3 separate regions of the Homo sapiens genome follow, and all the other regions are linked to region 1. Evidence: chromatin contacts called from ENCODE Hi-C or POLR2A ChIA-PET data. All regions are on one chromosome and are shown on one strand. The core of a region is the stretch at or near the end of the contact, and the rest is flanking DNA. Distances in the headings are between cores, read along the strand shown. Region 1 overlaps PHLPP1 (PH domain and leucine rich repeat protein phosphatase 1). Region 2 overlaps PHLPP1 (PH domain and leucine rich repeat protein phosphatase 1). Region 3 overlaps PHLPP1 (PH domain and leucine rich repeat protein phosphatase 1).

Region 1 (4,182 bases), core at 1,176-3,675:
ATTTGACTTACTTTTCCACAATTTCTTCTGGGTTCAACCTAGTACATAAGCACTTAGATTTTGTCACTTCTTTAGGTCTTCATTTTCCCATGGGGGTTCCTATGCACATGTAAAAATCTGTATACTTTTCTCCTGCTAATGCCTTATGTCCATTTAGTTCTCAGAACCAGGTGGAGGCTTTTAGAGGGTACGGGTAAAGTTTTGCCTCCTCTATATTTACAAACTCTAGGTCCTTCAATGATCCTCCCTATACATCCTTAATAAATGATAAATAAATGGCACATTTATAAGAGCTAGGCCAGGTGCAGTGGCTCATGCCTATAACCCCAGCCCTTTGGGAGGCCGAGGCAGGCGGATCACTTGAGGTGAGGAATTCAAGACCAGCCTGGCCAACATGGTGAAACCCCATCTCTACTAAAAATACAAAAATTTGCTGGGCGTGGTGGCGCGTGCCTGTAATCCCAGCTACTCAGGAGGCTGAGGCAGGAGAATCGCCTAAGTCTGGGAGATGGAGGCTGCAGTGAGCTGAGATCACGCCACTGTACTCCAGCCTGGGGGACAGACCAAGACTGTAAAAAAAAAAAAAAAAAAAAAAATTTTCAGAGCTAAATTTGGCCAGGCGTGGTGACTCACGCCTGTAATCCCAGCACTTTCGGAGGCCGAGGCAGTCAGATCACCTGAGGTCAGGAGTTGGTGACCAGACTGGCCGACATGGTGAAACTCCGTCTCTACAATAATACAAAAATTAGCCCGGGTGTGGTGGTGCACGCCTGTAATCCCAGTTACTTGGGAGGCTGAGGCAGGAGAATTGCTTGAACCCAGGAGGCAGAGGTTGCAGTGAGCCGAGATTGCACCACTGCACTCCAGCCTGGGTGACAAGAGTGAAATTCCATCTCAAAAAAAACAAAAACAAAAACAAAAATAAACAGAGCTAAATTTGAATTTACCAGGGCAGTAAAATGTTCAAACACCATTATAATTTAGTGTGAATAAGTTCATACAGCTTTGCTATCATATTAAAAACATAAAATTAAGACATGGGGGAAAAAATATATTCCTTAAATTTAAATCAGCAAAAAGTTGTCTTCTTCACTGACTCTACAAAGAAACTTACCATATTTTATGAAAAATCATTCTCTATTGCAAATAACAATAATCTTAGTATTAAGACTATCTGAGTCATCTAGAGATATAGTTAACATAAATGAAGCACTATTAATAAAAGAGATAAACAATGTATTATAGTTATTAGTGACACATATAATAAGGAAAGAAACCATCAACACCACCAAAAATTACCCTGATGTTTGCCTCTCCTCTATATTTTGAAAACTAACTTGAAGAGTTCCAATGCCAATAAAGGAAAAACAAACAGCACTAGTTCCAAGAACAATGTTTTCCCTCTGAAACTGCTGACCTGTGTGTGTACATCAGCATGCCATCTTTCCAGATTTAGAATGTTGGTGCAAATACCAATTTAAATGTTCTGTGAAAATAGCTCATTTGTTAAAGGTAAAAATTTGTAGTAGAAAGAAAAATTAAGGGGATATGTGCTTAAGATAAAATGTCTCTGAACTCCTACCTGTTATAATTATATTGTACTTTAAGTTTCTCCCTGGTTATTTGTCCTAACATTGTAACCTAAAACTTAATTCCTTGAAACTTAGGTAAAAACGTAAAAATAAATTACCCTTTGGCATCTAAAATGTTCCCTGTGAAACATACATTAGAGATTACCACAAATTCCTAAACACACAAATAAAAATAAGCAACTAAATATATGGCATATTTCGAAGCCACCACACTAAGTGACTGGACATTTAAAAACCACGTTAATGCTTTCTGCAGTACTAACATGACTTTCTTAAATACACATTATACATTTAATTCCTGGTATTAAATATATGTATATAAGAGGGGGGTATATATGCATGTGTGTACTTATCAACTTATTACTCTGGAATCTTAGCAATAAAAATTTTTCTTGGACAATGGAAGTGGGAGACAAACACCTCATAGTAGTGTGTAATGAAAGAGAAACTGGTGGCCGGGCACAGTGGCTCACACCTGTAATTCCAGCATTGTGGGAGACCGAGGCTGGCAGATCACAAGGTCAGGAGTTCGAGACCAGCCTGGCCAATATGGTGAGACCCCCCTCCGTCTCTACTAAAAATACAAAAATTAGCCAGGCGTGTTGGCGCGCACCTGTAGTCCCATCCATTCGGGAGGCTGAGGCAGAAGAATCGCTTGAACCTGGGAGGCAGAGGTTGCAGTAAGCCGAGGCGAGATCGTGCCACTGCACTCCAGCCTGGGCGACAGAGCAAGAGCCCGTCTTAAAATAAAAAGAAAGAGAAACTGGTATAAAGCCTAGTTTTTTACAAAGAGCAGCAAAACAGCAGCTTCACCAGTTACTCCGATACCACATAGGAAGTCCCCTAGGCCTATCTTCCCCATGCTTAAAGCAACAGAAAGAACAAAACAGAAATCTTTTATTGCAGTGTAAAATTTTAAAATTCTCTACCTTAAACAAATCAAAATCACTGCCTTATATTACACAGTACAAAGTACAAGCTGATAATATGTCACTTGGTATGCTTTGTTTTGCTTTTTTAAAAGAAAAGTCAGTGAAAGAAGCTGGACTCAAACACATATTGTGTGCTCCATTTAGATCAAGTACAAAGACAAGTGAAACTACTTCATGATGTTCTAAGTCAGGATAGTGATGATGTTTAGGGTAATAAAGAGAAGGGTACAAGGACAGCTTCTGGAGTGCTGGCAATATTCTCTTCCTCATATGTGTACTGGTTACATGGATGTGTTCACTTTGTGGAAATCCATCAAGTTATACACTCATATCTGCCTTTTCTATGTTTTTTTATACTTCTACAAATTTTCAAAAGGTTACAGAAGGAGGAGTAAGACCCCAGATCCTCTCCCCAATTCCAGCAGAGGACAGTTTATTCCCTGGAAGAAAACGAACCAGAGTCCCTGATTCAAAGACATCAGGCATACTACATCACAGCATGACAAACAGGGAAACTGCTTTCTTCGGCCCTTCATTTGACCCAGGGAGGTAATTTGGAAGAAAGAGAATAGTCTGTCAAAGCATCAGGGAGGTAATTTGGAAAAGAGAGAATAGTTTGTCAAACTATAGAGCAATAAGAGAATGAAAACCACTGAGTTAATTTCTTATTTAGTTATACATACAGCTTGAGTATTCTCAATGATTCTTCTTCATCTTGAGATTTTAAACAACAGCTGAAAGATGGCTCATGTCCAGTGACTTGGTTTACTTTTATATTCAAAATATTTCAGTCTCAGTGTAATATACTCATTTTCTGAGATGCTGATTATTGAACATATGATCTCTAAAAAGATAATTCCAGAAGTCCATCTGGGTAGCATCAAAGACTCCTTTATCTCCTTTCATACCACATGGCTCAGTAATACTGTCTTATCAGACATGTGTTCTTTGCAATTATTTTTCTGATCAATGATAGGTTTGGGAAATTAGAGAAAATAAATGTCACTGAAAACAAAGTATTAACTAAATTTGTACATTTAATGTTAATGTTTACATATACAATTTTAAGATACAACTTTTTTTTTTTTTTTTTTTGAGACAGAGTCTCGCTCAGTCACTCAGGCTGGAGTGCAGTGGCGCCATTTCAGCTCACTGCAACCTCTGCCTCCCAGGTTCAAGCGATTCTCTTGCCTTAGCCTCCTGAGGAGCTGGGATTATAGGTGTGCGCCATGACGCCTAGCTATTTTTTTGTATTTTTAGTAGAGACGGGTTTCACCATGTTGGCCAGGCTGGCCAACATGACCTCAAATCATCCACCCACCTTAGCCTCCCAAAGTTACAGGCAAGATACAATTTTCATCTAAAATAGTCTGAAGTTATCCCTTATTGATTTGGTACACATGCAATGCTATAGAAACTGGCTTATGGAAGTTAAAATGAATAAGACATGATTGTCAAAGGATGACGGTATAATCTGTAGTATTGTTTAATTCTTTGTAATTACTTAAGTGTCAAAATATCTCTCATAAATTGAAAAGAAAAAAGTTATCAAGCATAACAGAAAACACTGTTCTGAAAACAGGGAAGTTAAATAAAAATCCACATATGGCCGGGCACAGTGGCTCACGCTTGTAATCCCAGCACTTTGGGAGGCTGAC
Region 2 (4,182 bases), core at 870-3,369, 85 kb after region 1:
CGTGCCTGTAGTCCCAGCTACTCGTGAGGCTGAGGCAGGAGAATCATTTACAGGAGGTGGAGGTTGCAGTGGGCTGAGTGTACCATATACAGATAATTGGGGTTAGCTATATTTCAAAAATTGAGAGCAATCTGTTAAGCTAAAAAGAAAAGAGAGAAAAAAAAGGCATCCTGAGTAAAACATCTTTTCTCTGGAATCTAAAATTCCAGAGAAAATTGAATTTTTTCCCTGCACTCTGGCCTGGGCGACAAAGTGAGACTCCGTCTCTAAATAAATAAATAAATGAATGAATGCATGCACGCTTTAGAGGTATTCTACACCTCCCTGCCTCTAGATAAAGTCTAAGATGGGGAAAGTATTTGCAAATTACCTTAAACATTTTATATTCTCCTTTAGCCAGCTTTTTCAATTAACTGACCAAATACTCATTCTAATTATGTTACATCAGAAATTTTATACTAAATAAACAGCACAAACCATTGCAAAAAATGAAGACAAATGTCATTACTTCTTTGGCACAACTGGTAGCTTTTAGAAGAGGCAGTTCACAGAGCAGACTGTGAACCTTTTACCAAAATCATTCTACTAAGTGTAGCTACTATTAAAAGCAAGAGCTTAGGACAGCCTTTAAGTGTAGATACAAAAAAAGTCAATGATTTTTTATTCATTTGCTTTGTAAACAGCATTCTTAAATTGCAGATGACTTTTTCTCCTTAATATTGATCAAGAAAATCAGATGTTTAAATGAAAAGTTTGTTGCAAAAAGCAAAGACAATGGGAACAGTAACTTTGAAAATAAGGCAGCGAGATTAGTAACTTACCCAAGGTCACAGAGCTAGGAAATAAAACAGCCAAGACAGTCTGATTCCATGGACTTAACTCTCAACCAAAAGTAATAATGATAGTTAAGGATCACAAAACAAAACAACAATAACAACAACAAAATGGTGATACTACAACAAGATGGTGATAATAATAAATGATAACCAACTTGATGGTTCCATTCATAAAGTTCAAGATATGGGAAGCATCAGACTCATCCGTCTGCTGGAGAGGGCTTGTAGACATAGAATAAAGATGTTTATCTTTTAAAATGCCTATTACTCCTTACACTGCAAGGAACACTTTAAAAACTGACTTTTACCTGTGAGCATTAGCCACAGACGCCTATATTAAGAAATGTAATGTCTCTCTTTTAGGAAGATGCTCTGGCATCAGTGTGCAGAAGGGACTAGAAACTGAGGGACCACACTAGAGGCTATCACTGGTTAAACTGACTACAAGAAATTAATGACAATCTTGAGTTAAGGCAGGGATAGAAAGTCAAAGAGGGTGATAAGAGATATATTTAGGAAGTAGTCATCTCCCTATGTGTATCTACCTATGATTATTACAGTTATTGATTAAGCACTTGTTGCAGGTCAGGCACTTGGCTATGGACTGAAAATATTCAAATACAATTCAGTTCAGCTTACCACTCTTCCCCCTGCATGGCCCACTCCTGCCATACCAAACGATGGCATGGTTTCCTCACCTCCAAAATTAAACCGACAGCATATTCCTTTTTTACTTAGGCCCCAAATCCAGCATGAACGGTAATGACCCGAGAAAAGAACAATGCCAAAATTTTGGCAAAACAGCACAGTGGGCAGCGGAGAAAGCCTTTGGCATTAGGAAAACTACTTTCATGTTACGCTTTTCTTGCCTGTAAGGAAACTTTTTTTCCACAAACAATTTAAGTCTATATTAATGCCATTTTCTTCTCCCCAGAAGGATGTTACTAATCTATAAACAGTACTAAAATTTACAATCTAGGTAGATCAATCTTGCCCAACACCATCTCTAATAGCCACAGCACAAAGGTAGAGAAACCAGCCTTATTTCTCTATTTCAGTCCCAAGGTACTGCTTTGAATTTGTTTTTGCTCTAACAAACAGAGCAACCGCTTCTCCCTCTATAAACAGTACTCTCTCCTTTCCTGAATGATGAACACAGCAGGAATCTTAACACTGCTTCAGATGTTACATAAATTCTCCCTGTCCTTCTGAGGATGATACAGAGAGTCTTAAATGGCTCTTTATCTACTGACTGTGACATCACTGTTGGCAGCCACGGCACTATAATTGTTTTGGGGGAGAAGCACTGAATATCTCTGAGTGATCACATGCATTCTCTATTCCCTCCCTATCAGCCAAACACTGTATTTAGTGAACAATATAAACAATACATCAATTACAGTCCTTTAAAATTGAGAGTCAAACAGAAAAACATACCAATTATCTGGTTTTCTATGTTTTATAACAACCTAATTTTGGAGCTATGATTTAATTGCCTTCGTTATAAATAAGGAGTTTTTCAAATTATTCTCCCCTCCTCTAGCATTTATGCTATATTAATCTTTTTTTCCACAAATATCTATATATCTTCTGATTTTATGACTCATTTTGCCCTGAACAGACCATGCTTCAATTTCTCAATTACGGCAACTACGTCAAAAAGGAAACCACAATTACTGAATTCAAAAAAGGATCCCCATAATCTTCTGTTGATTTAAGTGTCAGTGAAACTAGCTTGTGCTCTGTTCCAATTCACTCTCAAAAAGTTCAATTAGGACTAAATGAAATGACCAAATAGTCCAAAACGTTAACACGTACTGAAGCAGGTTATATATCTGCAAACAACATGAGGTTTTATTAGTGATAATTCTCCCATTTCTTCAGCACACAGACAAATGTGTGGCTTTAGCAGTTTCTGATTTTGCACCACTCACTTAACTGCAAGTTGGCCTTCACTGGAACAAACTTAGCCCTTAAACTTCTCTTCCTTCTGAAGATGACAGCTTATGGGTATGGCTACAAAACCTACCATGAGTTATAGTACACCAACTTCTATTACCCTCCTCAAGCCTAAAATAAGAATTCTGTCCCTGCTTTCTTTCTATTAGCCTTTGGGATGAAACTATTATAGTAGAAACTTTACATTCCTCTTTTACTCTCACTATTGACATTTGGGGCCAGATAATTCTTTCCTGAGAGGCTATCCTGTGTATTGTAGGATGTTTCACTGTCCAATGACAAATGTCAAAGTAATCCCTCTATTTGTGACAATGAAAAAGTCTCCAGATGTTGCCAAATGCTCATGAGAACCACTGCTTTAGACATACCCCACTGTCTGCCCCATGTGAAGTCTAGGAGGAGGAAAGTACAATCAGAGAATGAGAATAACTTCAAAATACTCCCCATCGTCTTGAATCTTAAAAATGCACAACCTTGGAGGCCATGAGCCTGGGTCTGGAGTTACAAGTGCTCTGAGCTGTAGCCAGCAGCTTCAGCTCTGCCTAGCCAGGTGGCAGACACTAGGCCCTTTCTTGCTGTGGCCATCTTTCTTCTCATTCTCAGGCCCTTTCTTGAATGAGAGACCAGACCAAAATTGTGAGAAGTATAAGTTCTCTAAAAGTCAACTATAAATTCCGTATTGCTTTTTTACTTCCATTATGTGGACTGTTGTGCCTACAGTCAATCATTTCACCCCATAAGAAACATGATTTAATTAGGTTAAGGCACAAGTTATTAGGCTGTATTCCAAACATAAACTGGTAGCTATTCTAAGAGAAAAAAAAAAAATGCATCAAGAAAAAAGGGCAAAAGAAAAGCTTTTCTTCAAGGCTTCAGGTGTCCCCTTAATAGTGCTATTCATGGATCAGAAAAGATACTCATTTCATGAGTGCTGCACAATAGCTTCTTGTTACAATAACCATTACAATATAGCATTTATTGAAAGGCTTGTGGGCTGGGTGTGGTGGCTCACGCCTGTAATCCCAGCACTTTGGGAGGCCAAGGCGGGCAGATCACGAGGTCAGGAGATCGGCACCATCCTGGCTAACATGGTGAAACCCCGTCTCTACTGAAAATACAAAAAAGTTAGCTAGACATGGTGGCGGGCACCTGTAGTCCCAGCTACTCAGGAGGCTGAGGCAGGTGAATGGCGTGAACCCAGGAGGCAGAGCTTGCAGTGAGCCAAGATCACGCCACTGTGCTCCAGCCTGGGCAACAGAACAAGACTCTGTCTCAAAAAAAAAAAAAAAAGAAAAAAAAAAGAAAGGCTTGTGGGGAGCAGAATCAAGACCTAGTAACTATACGTGACTCATCTTTTTTTTTTTTTTTTAAAACTCTGAAAACAAAT
Region 3 (4,182 bases), core at 631-3,130, 70 kb before region 1:
TTTTTATAGTTGGCGGGGAGTGGAAGAGAAAGTGATATGGTAAAGTTAATATTCTGACTTAAGGAAGAGAAAAACAGTTTCCTATTTTGTAATCAAAAGTTTTTGCTAAAGCAGGAGGATGCCAGGAGTTTGAGACCAGCCTGGGCAACAAAGCAAGATCCTGCCTCTATAAAAATTAGGTGAATAAATAAATAATAAATAAATGGTTCTTATAGTAATAAAACAGGTATTAGATCACAATGCAACTAAATCACATAGTGACTTGAGTCCTCTTCAGTATAAAGTCCAAAGCACATTTTACTGGCTTTCACAAGTGCAGGAGATAATTTGCTCTCTATTAAAACAACATAATATGATGTAGCAATGAGAATAAAGAACTAAAACAACATGTATCAACAGGATGAATCTCACAAACACATAATGACCAGAAGAAGCCAGATACAAGAGGAGACCCACTGCATGATCCCATAACTATATAAAGTTCAAAGTCAGGCAAAATTACTCTGTAGTAACAGAAGTCAGGATGGCAGTAACTCTTAGGTGGGGAGGGAAAGGAGGCAGTATCCAGGAGACGGCGTGTAACGTTTCAAATATTGTAATGTTCTGTTTCTTAGTCCAGGTGCTGGTTACACAAGTGTGCTCACTTTGAGACGAAGCATCAAGGGCTACACTTATGATCTGGCCTCTTTTCTGTATTTATATTGTACTTAAATAAATTTTACATTAAAACAAACAAACAAGATAATATATTGCTGCCACACTTTTCAGATGCTAGAGTGAAAAGAGGATAAAGGCCAGGCGTGGTGGCTCACGCCTGTAATCCCAGCACTTTGGGAGGCCGAGGCAGGCGGATCACAAGGTCAGGAGATCGAGACCATCCTGGCTAACATGGTGAAACCCTGTTTCTACTAAACATACAAAAAATTAGCCGGGTGTGGTGGCGGGCGCCTGCAGTCCCAGCTACTCGGGAGGCTGAGGCAGGAGAATGGCGTGAACCCAGGAGGCAGAGCTTGCAGTGAGCGGAGATCGCACCACTGTACTCCAGCCTGGGCGACAGAGCGAGATTCCATCTCAAAAAAAAAAAAAAAAAAAAAAAAAAAAGAAAAGAAAGAAAAAGAAACGTGGATAAAATATAAAGAATGGTTTTATAACTAAGATAAGTAAAATTGCCCAAAAAAAAAAAAATCCTCCACGGTGATTGTGAAATGTAGTTAAATGCACATTGCAAAGCTGGGGAATGGCAACAAATCCTTGCTGTGATCAGGTTCCAAATCACTCCAAAGGGACGGACTGTGTCACCCTCAAGAGTCAGAGATGACCCTCCTGATTCATGACGAATGTCCAACTGTGCAGCTGCAGCAGGTGGGAAAGAGACAGTGCTCAGTACATAGCACTTGCCTACAAGAGTTAGAAGGGTGAAATCTCCCATGCCTCCCCCTGGCCCCCAGATCAACCCTGTTGATGAACCACACTATTCCCTCATTTCAATCACTTTGGTTTGAAACTTTCACCATTCAATTCAGGACTATTCTGCCATCTGTTAAAAAAAAAAAGAATAAAATCATCCTTAAAAAGAATACAGAATACCAGGCAGTTATTTTTAATCTTGGAGAGAAAAAAAAAGGCTACTAGGAGTCCTCACCAGGACTGTCACTTCAAGCTCTCAGTCCACTAATTTAAAACTCTTCAATCTTGTACAACCCCTTCAACACACAAGCACCAACTCCATTACTTATCTGAGGAAAAGCAGCTTCCCCAAAATAGAACATTTTCCATTAAAGAAACACGTATTCCGTTGACATTAAAAAAAAAAAAAAGGAAGTTAGAGAACGGCTATCCAGACCATAAATAGTCACGGGAAATTATAGTCGTGTGTGCTACAGAGAAGGAAATAAAGGTCACTCCTGCAGTTTCTGAAATGGTTTTGAAGTAGGAAGGAAACAAGTTTCAGCAACATAGTTGTTTACCATCGCTGTTTAGAGTATTTTTATGAGTCTGTTTCTTTAGATCCCATTTAGACCACCTTATTTCCTGTTAAGAATTTCTTTAGTGTAGCATTAGAATAAATTACAATGTAAGAAATAAATTTTATTGCCCTAAAATATCATGGACTAGTGTTGGCTGGGAAACTATATAAAATAATTTCATTAAAATAGAATTCTCAGCTGGGCGCAGTGGCTCACACCTGTAATCCCAGCACTTTGGGTGGCTGAGGCGGGTGGATCACCTGAGGTCAGGAGTTCGAGACCAGCCTGGCCAACATGGTGAAACCCCCCTCCTCTACTAAAAATACAAATATTAGCTGGGTGTGGTGGCAGGCACCTGTAATCCCAGCTACTCGAGAGGGTGAGGCAGCAGAATCACTTGAACCCGGGAGGCAGAGGTTGCAATGAGCCAAGACTGCACCATTGTGCTCTAACCTGGGCAACAAGAGCGAAACTCCGGCTCAAAAAAAAAAAAAGAAAGAAAGAAAGAAAGAAAAAAGACAAAAATAGAATTCTCTAGGAAATATGTAGTTATACACACACAAACACATGCGATAAAACAAAGTGAATTCATGTTTGCATATTTTTTAGGCCAGAAAAAGAGGGAATGTTTTAAAAACAGACAAGTGAATGCTCATCTAGAAAGCTGCCAAGCAACTTAAAAAACCCCTCATGGCATCTGAATAAAGGGAAGAAAGTGATTTCCTCAAAGATTTATCCTCTCATCTTTTTGAAAGTTGTCTGTAATTAAGGAACTATATACCTTTTATGCAAAATTAAGGGGGAAACTGCCAGCATCATCCACCTCCAAGAAATGAAACTAGTTAGTTGAAACCACATGAAGTGGTTCCAAAGGACATCATCTGAACTGCATAAAGTCTGACTTAATCACCTTGCTGGTTAATAGTCAAAGAGCAAACAATTGGACTAAAAATATTTTTTATTATCATAGTATCAGGAAAATTAAATTCAATACCCATTCACTTAAGCCATTCTTCCTAAAACCTCACAATGTTTCAGCAGGAGACAATTTAAATTGGTTTAATAGTCTACATTTCATCCTTCCACCAGAACGAACAAATACTTTAGTTTTGCAAAGTTTCTCCAGGATGGTTAACAATTTTAGTAAATAAATAGGCTCCAGAACCCCACTCTCTGCTTTCAACCTTGCAAAAAAGCTGAATTCTTAAAGGGCTGAGTCAGGTCTCAACTCTGTATGATGTGATAACTATCCTCAAGCTTCTTCCTTACAGAATTTTGTAATAAGTATACTATAAAAAAGATGGTTTAATGTGCCAACAGCTGTTTCATGCTTCATCCATATAACATTTTTCACTATGCAATCCTCTTCTAATTAGAGAAAAAGCAGTAACATATGACTGTTTTCTTTTCATTTGTAAGGTACTTTGTAGATTCCACAGACACCACAGACCTTTCTTCCTTCTTCTTTTTTATTTTCTTTTTTGACAGAGTCTTGCTCTGTTGCCCAGGCTGGAATGCAGTGGCATTTGGCTCACAGCAACCTCCGCCTCCCAGGTTCAAGCAATTCTCCCACCTTAGCCTCCTGAGTAGCTGGGATTACAGGCATGCACCACCATGCCCAGGTAATTTTTGTATTTTTAGCAGAGACAGGGTTTCACCATGTTGGCCAGGCTGGTCTCGAACTCCTGACTTCAAGTGACCCACCTGCCTAGGCCTCCCAAAGTGCTGGGACTACAGGTGTGAGCCACTGCACCTGGCCACTATTTTCTATCTCATTTGATTTTTCCATCACCCCAGAGATATAACCTCTCATATTTCACGAAAGACAAAACTCAAAGCTGAGAAAGTAACATTATTTGGCAATGGCTCAATAGTAACTAGTGGCAGAGACAGAAATAAAACTCGGATTTCATCAGTCTCAAGTCCACAGTTTTCTACCATGTGTCTCCAAAATTCAAATGTTGAAAAATAATTATAAAAACCTTTTTGTGGGGACATTTTCATAGGTCCTTTTTTTCTAAAAGAGCTGGAGGGTCAAGCAGGGCACCTGCATGTAATGTGAAGACCACGTGTGCACAGCATTTCAAACTCAATTCTTAAAACAAGTTAGTAAATAGCACAGTACTCAAGAACTTCTCTCAGCATAGAGTTCAAAAGTCTCAGAGAAAAGACACACAGATATGGCTCCTGCCCTAAAGTGTTTGGAAAGTCACCC

What was found. A loop is a pair of places that touch in the nucleus more often than their neighbours do. ChIA-PET counts read pairs that join two places held with the same protein, here RNA polymerase II (POLR2A). Pooled maps may share reads with other maps.
Region 2: a map of naive thymus-derived CD4-positive, alpha-beta T cell shows a loop between it and region 1 (2.1-fold over the local background). The contact joins two enhancer-like sites. A Hi-C loop is called at or near these places in 2 of 168 maps with a recorded cell type or tissue (IMR-90 and naive thymus-derived CD4-positive, alpha-beta T cell) and 5 of 50 pooled maps. POLR2A ChIA-PET finds 5 or more read pairs at or near these places in 7 of 52 experiments (Caco-2, MCF 10A, PC-9 and 4 more).
Region 3: a map of aorta shows a loop between it and region 1 (2.5-fold over the local background). The contact joins two enhancer-like sites. A Hi-C loop is called at or near these places in 3 of 168 maps with a recorded cell type or tissue (aorta, ascending aorta and heart left ventricle), 1 of 37 single-sample maps with no recorded cell type and 7 of 50 pooled maps. POLR2A ChIA-PET finds 5 or more read pairs at or near these places in 5 of 52 experiments (H1, WTC11, activated T-cell and 1 more).

What each region holds. Positions count from the first base shown.
Region 1 is chr18:62,868,059-62,872,240 of GRCh38, reverse strand. The region is part of intron 4 of PHLPP1 (PH domain and leucine rich repeat protein phosphatase 1); the gene reads right to left. Among named protein-coding and RNA genes, the nearest start is that of PHLPP1, 150 kb to the right of the region's middle. RefSeq lists an enhancer at 1-109. Within about 2 kb of position 2,425, at least 5 of the 41 ENCODE cell types and tissues checked have a DNase peak (open chromatin) inside an H3K27ac peak, as active enhancers do.
Region 2 is chr18:62,783,133-62,787,314 of GRCh38, reverse strand. All of the region lies in intron 1 of PHLPP1 (PH domain and leucine rich repeat protein phosphatase 1), which reads right to left. Among named protein-coding and RNA genes, the nearest start is that of PHLPP1, 70 kb to the right of the region's middle. Within about 2 kb of position 2,119, at least 7 of the 41 ENCODE cell types and tissues checked have a DNase peak (open chromatin) inside an H3K27ac peak, as active enhancers do.
Region 3 is chr18:62,937,274-62,941,455 of GRCh38, reverse strand. All of the region lies in intron 10 of PHLPP1 (PH domain and leucine rich repeat protein phosphatase 1), which reads right to left. Among named protein-coding and RNA genes, the nearest start is that of PHLPP1, 220 kb to the right of the region's middle. Within about 2 kb of position 1,880, at least 2 of the 41 ENCODE cell types and tissues checked have a DNase peak (open chromatin) inside an H3K27ac peak, as active enhancers do.